Linked DNA regions of Homo sapiens: regions 1 and 3 are each linked to region 2. The links are chromatin contacts, found by Hi-C or POLR2A ChIA-PET in ENCODE. All regions are on one chromosome and are shown on one strand. Each heading gives the region's core, a stretch centred on a gene start or an enhancer-like site at or near the end of the contact. The rest is flanking DNA. Distances are from core to core; before and after follow the strand shown. Region 1 overlaps STK17B (serine/threonine kinase 17b). Region 2 overlaps HECW2 (HECT, C2 and WW domain containing E3 ubiquitin protein ligase 2). Region 3 has its middle 33 kb from the start of DNAH7.

The links. Hi-C counts contacts between places; a loop is a spot of excess contacts on that map. ChIA-PET counts read pairs that join two places held with the same protein, here RNA polymerase II (POLR2A). Pooled maps may share reads with other maps.
Region 1: a map of K562 shows a loop between it and region 2 (4-fold over the local background). The contact joins two enhancer-like sites. A Hi-C loop is called at or near these places in 1 of 168 maps with a recorded cell type or tissue (K562) and 3 of 50 pooled maps. POLR2A ChIA-PET finds 5 or more read pairs at or near these places in 2 of 52 experiments (BJ and OCI-LY7).
Region 3: a pooled map shows a loop between it and region 2 (2.7-fold over the local background). The contact joins two enhancer-like sites. A Hi-C loop is called at or near these places in 2 of 50 pooled maps. POLR2A ChIA-PET finds 5 or more read pairs at or near these places in 3 of 52 experiments (BJ, CD8-positive, alpha-beta memory T cell and activated T-cell).

The regions. Positions count from the first base shown.
Region 1 is chr2:196,129,312-196,134,033 of GRCh38, reverse strand. STK17B (serine/threonine kinase 17b) reads left to right here. Exons shown (of 8, transcript NM_004226.4): 8 at 1-451. Among named protein-coding and RNA genes, the nearest start is that of STK17B, 40 kb to the left of the region's middle. Within about 2 kb of position 1,638, at least 5 of the 41 ENCODE cell types and tissues checked have a DNase peak (open chromatin) inside an H3K27ac peak, as active enhancers do.
Region 2 is chr2:196,401,101-196,405,647 of GRCh38, reverse strand. All of the region lies in intron 2 of HECW2 (HECT, C2 and WW domain containing E3 ubiquitin protein ligase 2), which reads left to right. Among named protein-coding and RNA genes, the nearest start is that of HECW2-AS1, 140 kb to the right of the region's middle. RefSeq lists a silencer at 474-664. Within about 2 kb of position 1,992, at least 2 of the 41 ENCODE cell types and tissues checked have a DNase peak (open chromatin) inside an H3K27ac peak, as active enhancers do.
Region 3 is chr2:196,099,784-196,103,935 of GRCh38, reverse strand. No RefSeq gene overlaps it. Among named protein-coding and RNA genes, the nearest start is that of DNAH7, 33 kb to the right of the region's middle. RefSeq lists enhancers at 2,344-2,443, 2,714-2,863, 2,884-2,973. Within about 2 kb of position 2,540, at least 5 of the 41 ENCODE cell types and tissues checked have a DNase peak (open chromatin) inside an H3K27ac peak, as active enhancers do.

The sequences.
Region 1 (4,722 bases), core at 389-2,888, 270 kb after region 2:
TACATTTCTTCTGTTTATTTTTGAATTTTCAGTTTGATATCTTGTCCTTATTCATTGTTGTATAAACAACTGTACTTTAATTTCAAGTAGTATTAAAAGTATTTCACTTCAGTTTGGGGGGATTATTATCAATTTATAATTTTATAAAAGTATTTTAAAGAATAATTGTAAATTTTCCATAAATTACAACTTCCTGCCATATTTTATTAAATAATAATCTTGCTTAAGGCATATAGACAGACATTATTATGAGTATTCCAGTAAAAAAAATCTACATCAACTTGACCATTCTGGCTAAAAATTAAAAAGCACTTTTTTATATCTGTGGTTGTCATTTGTTTCAAAGCATTTCTAAATTTATTGTTCTTAAAAGTATGTCTGCATGTTCTAGCCTTTGACCTAGGTCATCTATGAACCCTCTTTGTGTCTAATAAACATATCTGTAAAGGCATATAAATCTGAAAACAAGTAGGTCTATTCGCTGGTATCAAGGAATAATTTTTAGAAAATGTCAATGAATTTAACTGTACTACATGTTGCACTATAGTGCACTACGTGTTACACACAAGATGAATGAGAGATTCTTCAAGATATTTATAATCTGGTTGTAGACTAAGGTACAGTCAATTCTCATTATTCATGGTAGTTATGTTCTATAAAGTTCCCATACTTTAGTTACTAATCATTGCTCCTAGGGGAAATACAGAGTTAGGTTCCTGCAAGGCTCTGTTCATAGCATTTTAAACAATTGATCAATGCATAGTTTTGTGTATTTCTATTTAATTGTACATTTAATATATATTGTTGGTTCATTAACATTGAACTAACAGGCAATAGCACTGTAATTCATGCCTGAATGAAGCTTACCTAACTTGTTTTTGAGGGAGAAGGAAAGGGAAAAATGATTGGAAAAATTCAGACTGCAGAAGCAGCCTGCCTGAAAAGTCACACAGCAACAGGCAAAAAATAAAACAACCTTGGAAAAAACTCAGGCTGCACATGGACAGGTAAGAAGATGAGGCTGTAAAACACAGATAAACAACTGGGGCACAGAAGGAGGGGGTGAGTCTCCCGGGTAATCACCAAACTTCACACTCATATAGTGGGCCCCAGTAAAAACAGTGGGCCTTAATAAGCACATTCCTTTCCTTTAGGCACACTAAGCTAGGGAAGCCAGAAGTGGATATTGGAGGGGGATACCTGCAGCTGGAAAAAAATGTCTGGGAACAGTCACAGAAACTCTCCCTCCCAAATAAGTGACACAAAGCAGCACACAGCAACACAGATTAAGAGTCTGCCTAGGTTGTCAAGGAATCAGGTAAAGGCTGATAGAAACTCATGCTCTATGCAGATAGCACACCTGGTCCCAACTAAAGCTTCAGGCCCTAGGAGGATAAGATGCCCCCTTCCTCAGTAGCCCATGTATAAAAACCCTGACATTTTTACTGGAAACCCACTGGGGACCCCTCTCTGACAGCTGTTCTTTCCTTTTACCTGTTAAACTCCTGCTCCAGTTTCTGTGTGGGTTTGTCTGCAACCTCAATTTCCTTGGCCATGAGACCAAGAACCTTGGTGTTTACCCCAGACAATGAGGCTGCTTCATTTTGGGGGCTCGCCCAGGATTTGAAGGTGAATTAATCAGAAGGGTAAGGGAGCAGACTCTCTACTTTCACTTCTGAGGCTTCTCATCCTCAGTTTTTATTCTCTCAAAGAACTATCAAAAAAACAAGGTATCTGTCTGCTGATTAATGAGCCACAAGGGCTAGCTGCCGGTCTTAAAAGACTCAAATGTGAGGCTTGCTGGGGAGGACTTAGTCCATCCCCAGTGCCCTCATGGTGCTGGGAATGTTGGCTCTGTCCAAACTAGTTTTCTGTCACACACAACTTTGCTATTGCATGGGTCTGGAAGAGGTCCTGGAGCAACTGAGGATTTCTGGCCAGGGCTACTCCTGGACTGACCCCAGCCTCCAATTGCCCAACCAGGTGTCGGCCATAGGATCACCAAGCTTTCCTATGCGAACCTTAGTTTCCTCCTTTCCTTTCCACAGTCACCATGTCTCTTGTGCCGTCTCTGTATGCACTGCTGTAGGAGTTTTTACATCCCGGGGAAATAATTCAATTAGGCAAGCTTAGCAACCACCTTAGCAATCAGGAATGCAGGTCAAAGTTTGCTGTTTTCGTGACTTTCTACAGACAGGGGGACTTCATGATCCAGATCTCAAAGACTACTTAACTCCTAATGATAGCACTTCCTGGGGTTGGGTAGGAGGTCATGCCCCACCCAGCGAACATCTCTCTTTCCACCTGGGCTGTTTCCTTTCCCATGTGGGGAGCCAATACTGCCCAGTTGTACTGGATAGCCCCTCTATGAGACAAATGAACTTTCTCCTGCTAGGAGGTATGCTGGGAACAACTTGCCACATGTCAGACTTCCCTCTCTGTCCTTTGTTCAGAGGGCATATGGAGGCAAAGTTACTGCCTGGTATTTCAAGGCTTACAGCGCCACCTAGTGGGATGAGAATTCCCTCCCTGGGCGACCTTGTATGCCCTTTGCCAAAAGCCTCTAGTTTTCCAGTTCTTCTCTTTTTTACATCTGCTAGAGACCGACGTTATGCCCCCTCTGCAAGCAGGAGATCTCTGCTTTCAGCAATGAGGAGAAATATGTCCTCCAAAACCAAATTTTAGTCTCAACATGTACCGCTAGGGTACATGTTCCCTTCTCATTACAGGACCTTAGGGAAATAAAGAGACACTTGGACAGCTTGGGCAGATTTTCTGATGACCCTGATACGTATATAGAGGCTTTCCAAAATTTAACCCAAGTGTTTAATCTAACATAGAGAGAGATGCTATGTTACTTTTAAGCCAAACTCTGTCACAGAAAAGCCTTATAGGCAGCAGAAACATTCAGAGATAAACAGCATATCTCCTATAGCCGGTCTAAAATTCTTTTTTTTTTTTTTTTTGACCAACTCTCCATTAGCAGGAAGGCCACCCACCAATTGACCCTTATGTTCTTTTGAGACACTTATTCCGCCTACAACTAGAATGGCATCTAAATAGAAAGGGGATTTTATGTCTGGAAGTTAACTAGAACTGCCACCTAAGAATACATTCTCTAGTCCGGTCCATAATAGTAGAGTATGAAGCTCAGTCCAGTATACTCCCTCCATTAAAGGACCTTGCTCAAATGCAACTGTTACATAATCTCTCTCAAGACTCACCCATCAAGGAGCCACGCAGGTCACACAAGTCTGGAAGATCAAACGGCAATCACCAGGCAGGGGACAAAGGCTACATGGGTATGCGTGACTATCCCCATTATTTAGCTTCTCTGGGACCATGGTTTGAGGGTCATGCCTGCAACCACTGGGTGGCACACACAGTGCTGGGACCCAGGGACCAGGGAGGGGAACAGTCAGGGGGACGCTCCCATTGTCTTCCCCTCTACCTTGGGTCATACCAAAAAGAACAAGGAGACTGAGGAATGCCTCTTCTCTTGTCTCTTTTCTAGGATGGGTAGCAAGCCATCTTCAGCCTGCACACCTCTGGAGTGCATTTTGAACTCCTTTGACCCCAAAACTAATTTTATTTTGCCCAAGTGCATGGTCGTCTTACCATCCCAAGAGTGAACAGACCTGGCCAGCTGAAGGAAACCTTGACTTTAATCTTATCCAACAATTAGATCTTTTCTGTAGACAGAAGGGCAAATGGTCCAAGGTCCCCTATGTACAGGCTTTCTCTGCCCTGCAAGACAACCCAGACCTTTGCAAGCATTGCACAATCACCTCAGCCCTCTTAGCAATCATATCAGGCAGGTCTATGGAGAGTAGTTCCCCTAAGAAGAGCAGGTTTTAGAGGAGCCATTGGAGGTGGCTTCTAAGTACCCCAGTCCTTCCAGTTTCCCTTATCCAGCGACCCCTCCAATTGTGCCATCAGCTCCTCCAGCTCCACCATCTCTGAAACTCCGCATTGCCCAGTTTCACTCCTACCCCTACAAGAAATGCCAGATGGAAGGGGTACCGCTAGGGTACATGTTCCCTTCTCATTACAGGACCTTAGGGAAATAAAGAGACACTTGGACAGCTTGGGCAGATTTTCTGATGACCCTGATACGTATATAGAGGCTTTCCAAAATTTAACCCAAGTGTTTAATCTAACATAGAGATGCTATGTTACTTTTAAGCCAAACTCTGTCACAGAAAAGCCTTATAGGCAGCAGAAACATTCAGAGATAAACAGCATATCTCCTATAGCCGGTCTAAAATTCTTTTTTTTTTTTTTTTGACCAAGTCTCACTCTGTCGCCCAGGCTGGAGTGCAGTGGTGTGATCTCGGCTCACTGCAACCTCCACCACCCAGGTTCAAGCAATTCTCCTGCCTCAGCCTCTGAGTAGCTGGGATTACAGGTGTGTGTCACCACACCCAGCTAATTTTTTGTATTTTTAGTAGAGACGAGGTTTCACCATGTTGGCCAGGCTGGCAGTCTAAAATTCTTGAAAGGAAAAAGTCTAAAGGAAAAAAAAGGGTAAAAGAGAGACAGGATCCCCATTCTCAATAGAAAGAGTGCCCCTTTAAAAAGTGTAATTGGAGCCCTAGTGATCCCACAAACGAATGGCAAAGAAAACACTTTCTAATGTGCATGTTAAAGGCTTGCAAAGAACCAGAACAAAACCTCTTAATTACTCTAAACTGTCCTTGTTGAACCAGAAACCAGATGGAA
Region 2 (4,547 bases), core at 743-3,242:
TGTGCACAAGGAGGGATAATTATTGGAGATAAATCCTTGGGAAGGTGTGAGCAGATGGGATTTAGAGCATAAGATGGGGGGTTGGACTTCAACAGGAGCAGAGACATTTCATCCAGAAGAGCAAAAGGGAACACAGAGAAGTATGGCAGATGAGTGGTAGATGTGGCATTGAAAAGGTGAATCTGTTTGCTTCTGTTCTTTATGCATTTGAAAGTGGTGGGGAGCTAGAGGAGAGAGGTAGACATGTGATATCGTCACCTGGAGAAGTGAGGAAACACGTATGTAGAGCACTGTGGCAAAGTTGCCTGGCAGTATTGAGTCCCCTGCAAGATTTGTGGTCCTGAGTCTAAAGTAAGACTCATGAGCATGCTTGTGTTTGGTTTTGTTTTATTCTTCTACCAGCTGGACTGCAGGTGTGGTTTAAGTAGTAGCTAGTTTAATCACTGTTGGGTTTTTCCAGGGGAGTACAGTGGAAGGGGAGACGGAAGATGGAGTTAGAAATATTACCAACAGGAGGGGCCGGGCGCGATGGCTCACACCTGTAATCCCAGCACTTTGGGAGGCCGAGGCGGGCGGATCACGAGGTCAGGAGATTGAGACCATCCTGGCTAACATGGTGAAACCCCATCTCTACTAAAAATACAAAAAAAAAAAAATTTGCCGGGAGTGGTGGCGGACACCTGTAGTCCCAGCTACTTGGGAGGCTGAGGCAGGAGAATGGCGTGAACCTGGGAGGCAGAGCTTGCAGCGAGCCGAGATTGCACCACTGCACTCCAGGCTGGGTGACAGAGCGAGACTATGTCTCAAAAAAAAAAAAAAAAAAAAAAAGAGAAGAAAAAAGAAAAAAAAAGAAATATTACCAACAGGATGATTATAAGAATGGATCAGGGAATCTGGCAGGATAAGGAGGAAATTGATAACTGGGGGTGATTAATGGAGAAAAAGTGGATTGGAGAGCTTGAGATGGAAGGGTTTCTGTAGTGGGAGCACTGGAACTGGTGACCTGGAAGATCAGGAAATGTTTGAATGCAGAAATGTGCCAAAAGACAGGAAACATTTTCCAAGATGATAAAAATCTCAGTAGTGAAAATCTCTTTGGGGTTTAATGTATTTTGAGGCTTTCACCACAATTAAAAAGTGACACTAATTCTGAAGTTACAGATCTTTGACTAGGGGAGGCAGTAGAAGACCCTCTGAACCTTCCTGGCTGGTCAGGACAAGCTTACTGGGTTTTGGGAAATAAAAACATCATTTTCTTCTCCTAGAAGGTCTAGGAAGAGACTTTGAAGAATCTCTTTATTACAGAATCCTAGCAGACATGACAGAGAGAGGCATGACTAATGCTTAGGCAAGTAAGTATATATTCATGGGGCAAATCATAGGGAGAATTATGCTTTTTAACTATTAAAGTTCATGTAATGGGACTTACGCCCAGTCTCCAACTCAAGTGCCATGTTTCTCCTCAATTATTACAAAAATCAAGAGTATCCTATGTGGATACTACAAGTTGCTAAGCTCTTTATTGTATGGATTCAAACAGAAGACTTTTTTCTGGCACTCAATTGCATTTAGTAAAAATGTAGTATAACATGGTTAGCCAACCATAGCCATTGCATGGTTCCATTATATATTACTAGAGTGTTTTTCTCAGATGAATGTGAGGCCTAAAACACTCACAGTGACATAATTTCACAAGAAATTCTGGGTTCTATAGAGAAGGTTGGCAGTGTGATGCTGAAATATGTAACAGGCCTGAAATACAACCTGAAGGAATACTTGAAGAAGTGTCTGGCTTTCTGCTACATATCTTAAGCAGGAAGACAGACATGTTCTTTTTTGTTATTATTATTTCCTTCAAAAGATCTGAGGATCTGTTACATGAGGTCATTCTTCTTCCCTGTGTACTTCCTTAGGCTGACTGGTCTTATAGCCACGATTATCTTCCCTGCAGAGAATGAATTTTCCAGAATGTTTTGGTTCATTTCCTTGAGAGCTTTTAAGCTTTAGAATTTTTTCACAGACTAGGTTAGCTGTAAAACTTTAGGAAAGTGACTCAGTCTTCTTAAATAAATAATGTAAGCCACTGAGTACTTTGTAATCAAGTCACATTTTGCAGAAATGAGCTGCATAGTATAAATGTCTTTTTAAAAGTACATTAAAAATTATGGGCATCTTGAAGGTTTGTGTTTACTGTATCTCTCATATGAGGAGATGCATTTTTAATGACAGATCCTACCTTTCCCTGGAAGTCTTTTTAATAGTCTCTATGGATACCCTATGTGGAAAGCAGAAACACTTAAGCATCTGTTGCTTTATTACTGTGATCATGTTCCTGAACATGTATCTGTTAAATACTTTCTTGTACATTACGTCAGCTGTCAAATGCAGTATCAAAATACAGCATTTAGTTGAGTGACATTTTAGTAGCCTGTGGCTATTTAGTACTTATTTGCTCTTTCTATGCCTATGTCTGTGTCCTACCCAGCACAGTTAAAATTGGTCATCAGTGGAAAGAATGACAGAAGAATAAGAATCCCAAGGTGGACAGGTGTGGTGGCTCATGCCTATAATCCCAGCACTTGGGAGGCCAAGGTGGGCGGATCACCTGAGGTCAGGAGTTCAATATGAGCCTGGCCAACATAGTGAAACTCCGTCTCTACGAAAAATACAAAAATTAGCCAAGCATGGTAGTGCGCGCCTGTAATCCCAGCTACTCGGGAGGCTGAGGCACAAGAATTGCTTGAGCCCAGAAGGCGGAGGTTGCAGTGAGCTGAGATCGTGCCACTGCACTCCAGCCTGGGTGACAGAGCGAGACTCTGTCTCAAAAAAAAAAAAAAAAAAAAATTCCCAAGGCAAGGAATCTGTTTGTTAATTGATTACTTTATTTGATTTACAATATTCACATTTCCAAGTATGTATTTGACCTCCCAAATTAAATTGTTAGCTATAGAAATTTTGTTCGTTCTCTTACAGTTTGTTTTTTGAGTTTCAGGACTATTGTTAAAGGTATACTGTGACAATGTGTATTAGATACCATGAAAAATATATCATTGAATATGCTGTATCACTCACACTGACAAAAAGCTGTTAAATAAATAACAGAGAAACATTATGGAACATAATATCTGTCAGGGGGACTGAATCAGTGAAGGAAAAGTAGCCAAAGTAACCCATGATGTGGAGGTGCACCATGCACACTATTAATGGCTCAGAGTCTCTCACTCTTATTCCCATGTTAGACAACTATTTCAAAGTTTCTTTGACTAAGAATAAAAAGTAAATCTCTTGCAAGCCATCCCCCCAGAAATGAAACTCAAGGTCTGTTAAAGGGCCAGTATATAGCTGCACAATTATCAAATTTCTGAGCTAAAGCTTGTCATTTCTTTTTTCCTTTAGTAACTTATTATGGCAAGTTTCCCTCTTTTTTTTTTTTTTTTTTTTTTTTTTGAGACAGAGTCTCACTCTGTTGCCCAGGCAGGAGTGCAGTGGTGCCATCTCGGCTCACTGCAAGCTCCGCCTCCCAGATTCATGCCATTCTCCTGCCTCAGCCTCCCGAGTAGCTGGGACTACAGGCGCCCGCCACCACGTCCGGCTAATTTTTTTGTATTTTTAGTAGAGACACGGTTTCACCATGTTAGCCAGGATGGTCTCGATCTCCTGACCTTGTGATCCGCCCGCCTCAGCCTCCCAAAGTGCTGGGATTACAGGCGTGAGCCACCGCGCCTGGCAAGTTTCCCTTCTTATGACGCCTAGTTATTTTTGGTACCCTCTCCATTTGAGAACATAGTAGGTCCTTGATTCCATGTCTTAACTTATCTGAGGGATTTTGTTTTCCATTGGAAATCATATTGGTGAAGAAAATATTCTCATTAGTAAAAATTTTTTCTCTAAGATTATAAATGAAAGCTCTTTAAATGTTCATTTTAAAACATCCTGAATATTCACATCTGTGTGATATACAGGATGAATATATACCCTGACTGTGTATTCACTCCTGTGTATATAAAACATCTGTGAAAGGTATATGTCACCTGAACCTAATATTTTGAAATATTTGACAAAAAGAACAACTGATCCATATTTTTTGAGGTAGCGTTTTTAAAGAAAAATTCTATTTAAAAATTCCAGAAGAGTATTGTATTTTTCATAAAATTTCAAATAATACTAATTGTTTCCCTTTCTTCACCAAAGGAAAGAAGTGTTAATGGTGGATTATATATAATAATACACACAGAGAAACACATATGCACAAGTGTACTTTTAAACAAAAATGTATTATGTTATATGCATTCTTCTGTAAATAGTTGCTTCTACTTTGCAATATGCCTTAGACATCAATCCATCTCAATATTCATTGTTTATAACTTCTTGATAGTACTCCTTAATATGCTTGTACTATAATTTCTTTAACCATTACCCTATTAATGGTCCTTTGGGTTGGTCTTAATATTTGATATTACAAATAGTGCTGCAGTAAACATCCCTACACTTACATTTTTGAGCATTTGTGTCAGTATTTCAAAAAACAATTTCTAGGCATGAAACTG
Region 3 (4,152 bases), core at 1,291-3,790, 300 kb after region 2:
CACATTTGACCATGAGTGGGTCAACCCAAAAAGATAAACCTTTGTGCTGAAAAAAAACAAAGCAAGGATTTGGGGAAAAAAAACCCTGGATCTTTGATGATGTCATTGAGCTGTTGAATGAACCAACTTGTAACATCCTGACTCTGTTACTCTGTTTTTAATATGTGAGACAATAGATCCCTTAACTGCAGAAACTATTTTGAGTTCAGGCTTCTGTTACTTGCAGCAGAAACATACAAACTAACAAAGGGAATTAGGGATCATGTCTCAGCTGGTTAGTCAGGTATATTAATTTCCTGTTGCAGGTGTAACAAATTACCACAAACTTAGTGGCCTAAAACAATGCAGATGTATTCCTTGACAGTTCAGGGGTCAGAAGTTTATAGTCAATCTGTAGGCAGGGCTGTGTTCCTTCTGGATGCTTAGGGGGGAATCTGTTTCCTTGCCTTTTTCAGATTCTAGAGACTGCCTATATTCCTTAGCTTGTGGCCCCTTCCTCACATCACTCCAGTCTGTGGCTTCCATCATCACATCTCCTAGTATTGACTTTCCTCCTTTTTATAAGGATCTTGGGCTCTCCTGGATAATTCAGGATAATCTCTCGATCTCACGATCCCTAATGTAATAACATGTGCTAAGTCCCTTTTATCATTGAACTAAATTAACATTTTCATAGGTTCCAAGGATTAGGACATTGACATCTTTGGGGACAGTGGTCATTCATTATTCAGTCTATCACACCAGGTGAACTAAACCAACCCTAGAGACAAATTCTGGATGAGAGCTGCAGTCACAGCCAGCTCACCCATGTAGTTAGCGGGAGTACATGGGGCTTCGGAAAAAGGCTTTTCTTCCTAATAAAAGAAAGCTTGATATGACTGAGCTGCTAAATCAATCCACCCTGCAACCCTAATTTTGGACTTCTTGTATAGAGAGATGATAAATTCCTTATTGTTTAAACTCCATTTGATATAGTGAAAATTGCACCAAAAATCATCCTAACTGGTCTTCAGGGGTAGGAACCTGAATTTACTTTCGATTTCTGGAAGAGTATTATAAGCCACAAACTATCAACTCCTATATACGTTGAAAAAATAAGCATTAATGGTAAACTGTAGGTATTGAGGAAATTGTGTTCATGCAAAGGGAATGAACATGATGAAGAGGGCTTGGTAAACTGTAATTATGATCTCCTCTATATTACTTTACTACTAGCCAGCCATGCCAGAGTGTCTGCCATCATCTTTCTCTTTGCAAGTGAGTATCTTTGTTCCTAGTTGGTATCCCTAATTTAGCCCCAAGTGATCAATCCTTCTTGCCTCCTCATCTCTATAACAACACTTGATAATTAAATTGTGTCTTTTCTATGTGCCAGGCACTGCTTTAAGAGCTTTGCCTGGGTTAAATTAATCATCAGGATGAGACTTTGAAATTGTTACTACTGATATTCCCATTTTACAGGTGAGCAAATTCAACTGCAATTTCCTCAATAACCCCAGTTTACCATGAATGCTTATTTTCTCAGCTTGTATAGGAGTTGACAGTCTGTGGCTCATAACAGTCTTCCAGAAGTTGAAATAAATTCAGGTTCCTACCCGTGAGGACCAGTTAGGATGCTTTTTGGTGAAATTTTCACTATATCCAATGGGGTTTAAACAATAAAGAATTTATTATCTCTCCAAACAAGAAGTCCAAAATTAGGGTTGCAGGGTGGATTGATTTAGCAGCTCAGTCATACCAAGATTTCTTTTACTAGGAAGAAAATACTTTTTCCAAACCCCTAAGCAGTGTTTCTTTTTTTGGCATGATCCCTACGCCATTCACAGGCAAAGGGGAATGGATGATCCATGACTCCTCTCTGAGACTGAGCCTAACTACCATGAGCATATTGTTGCCTGATCCCTGAACAAAGCCTGGGGTCTATTAGCAAAAGGAAAAGTGAGGGAACCAAAGGAGCCTTACTCTCCAGGACATCTGCACGCCACCAGAGTGCAGAATGTAAGCTGTCTTGCATGCGTATGAAAAACATAACTCTAACACTGACCCCAAGGTCTCTCCTGCTGTGCATAACTAATAGGCCCTGTGACTGCTTACTGCTGTGATGCAGAACAGACTTCACAGGTGCTCCTCGGCTGGGACTGGTGTGGCAGCGTGGGAGGCAGGGGCATACTGTCACTATGACTGAGCAGAGTATTATTGGAAATGGTGTTTGACTCCCTTCTTATTGGTGCAACTCAAAAGGGCAATGTAGTAAACAGTTCCAGACAAATTTGAAGACAAGATGTTTTTCATAAGGAAGGAAAAAATTCTCACAACAAGCCAAATGTGCATCTTTTCAGATAGGAGCCCTTCATATTCACTGGAATTTCTTAAAAAGTAACTTTCCACATATTTCCCCCAAAATAACCTATTTCACTAAGAGTAAAGCACGTGGCACCTAATTTATCTTCCCTGAACAGAGTAGAGCTGAGTCACTGACACAGAACTGAAACCTTCGCACCCAAGCAGGCTCAAGGGACTGAGCCAGAACTGATTCTCAGATAGCTCAACCCTCCCTCCCTCTCCCACAATAAAGGTTCATATCAAAATCACACTCTGAACATCTGACTCATATCTTGTGATTATTGAACATACTCCTCCTGTACCAATGTTCCTGTGGACATTTGACCATTTCCATGTTCATTTCTTAGGGAAAACAGGATTGTTTAGCTGGAGGTTGAATCAAATAGATATACATATTGAAACCAAGTGTCCTCTCTTGCTGTCTGAACATCCAAACAAAGCTAGGAGCAGCCCCCTTACCATTAATCAAGGACCAGATAAACAGCTATCTGCTGAAGAGGACTTCTGCAGCAATGGCTTAGCCCTCACCTCTGGCACAAGGAAGGATGGATGGGTGGGCTGCAATTAGTTGGCATGTTCAAAATAAGAGACAAGTGGCAGGGAACACCTCTTGGTTTGACTTCAGCTTGCATCACTGTGGCTCTTGACTGCCATTTCTACTTTTCCTGTGTAGATCGAAAGCTCTAATCCTTACCCCTAGTAAGTGCAATAGTGCCCTTTGTACAGTTGGAGACCTCCACCTCCTAGTTTGAGCCAGAATGTGTTCTGTGCGTAAATACATTACATGGAGTCCAAGAGATTTCTTTCTTTCTTAATTTACACATAATAATTGTACATATTCATGGGGTATGTAAGGATGTTTTGATACATATAATGTATGATGATTAGATCAGGGTAATTAGCATATCCATTATCTCAAACATTTATCATTTCTTTGTGTTGGGAACATTCAATATCCTTCCTTCTAGCTATTTGAAACTACATATTGTTAACTGTAGTAGTCCTACAGTGGTATAGAACACTAGAAACGTATTCCTCCTCCCTTGCTCTGATTCTGTAACCCTTAACAAATCTCTCCCTAAAGGTTTCTGTTAACTCCTAATAAATGATCGCGTGGGTTGGCAGAGTCAAGAATGAGGTTAAATGGAGAATTCTTGGCCTGAGGACTATGAATTCCTTTTTTTTTTTTTTTTTTTTTTTTGGCCCATTTGGTTCCACGTGTGCCTCCAGATCTCTGGTGCTGTGGAGCAGTGACTGTGCTGTGTGCTGCACACCTCACTCTCTTGCCGCTTTCCCTGGTCTCCATCAGGACTTTACCAAAACACTCAAGTGCTGTGGCATCTGAGAATGTCCCTCTATGCACTGTCTGTCCATATAGTGAGATAAGGGAGGTGCTGGAAACAATTGTTCTCTTCCTCTATGATTCCTGCAAGTATTGTTTTGCAATTGTGCTGCCCGCCTTGAAAATCACATGGTGCCCCACTGGCAGCTTTATGATCATTTCTCTAAATGAAAGTGAGAGGTTATCGAATTTGTCTAGTTTAGTGTGAGTCACTTATATGCCTGGGAAATGAAGTCCTATCCTGTGTTATTGATACTGGAAGCTGCACAAAAGGAATGAGTCTCTGGAGTTTGGAACTCACCTCATGAATCTCACACCAACCAGTGCTGTCCTGGCTTTTCATTGGGATGGAATGAGAATCAAGTCCCCATGGTGGAGGTTATCGTGAAAACCCCAGATTTTAATAGAGAGGTAATTTGAGTACATAACATATTGAACTTGAATATTATGCACTTGAAGGAAAAATA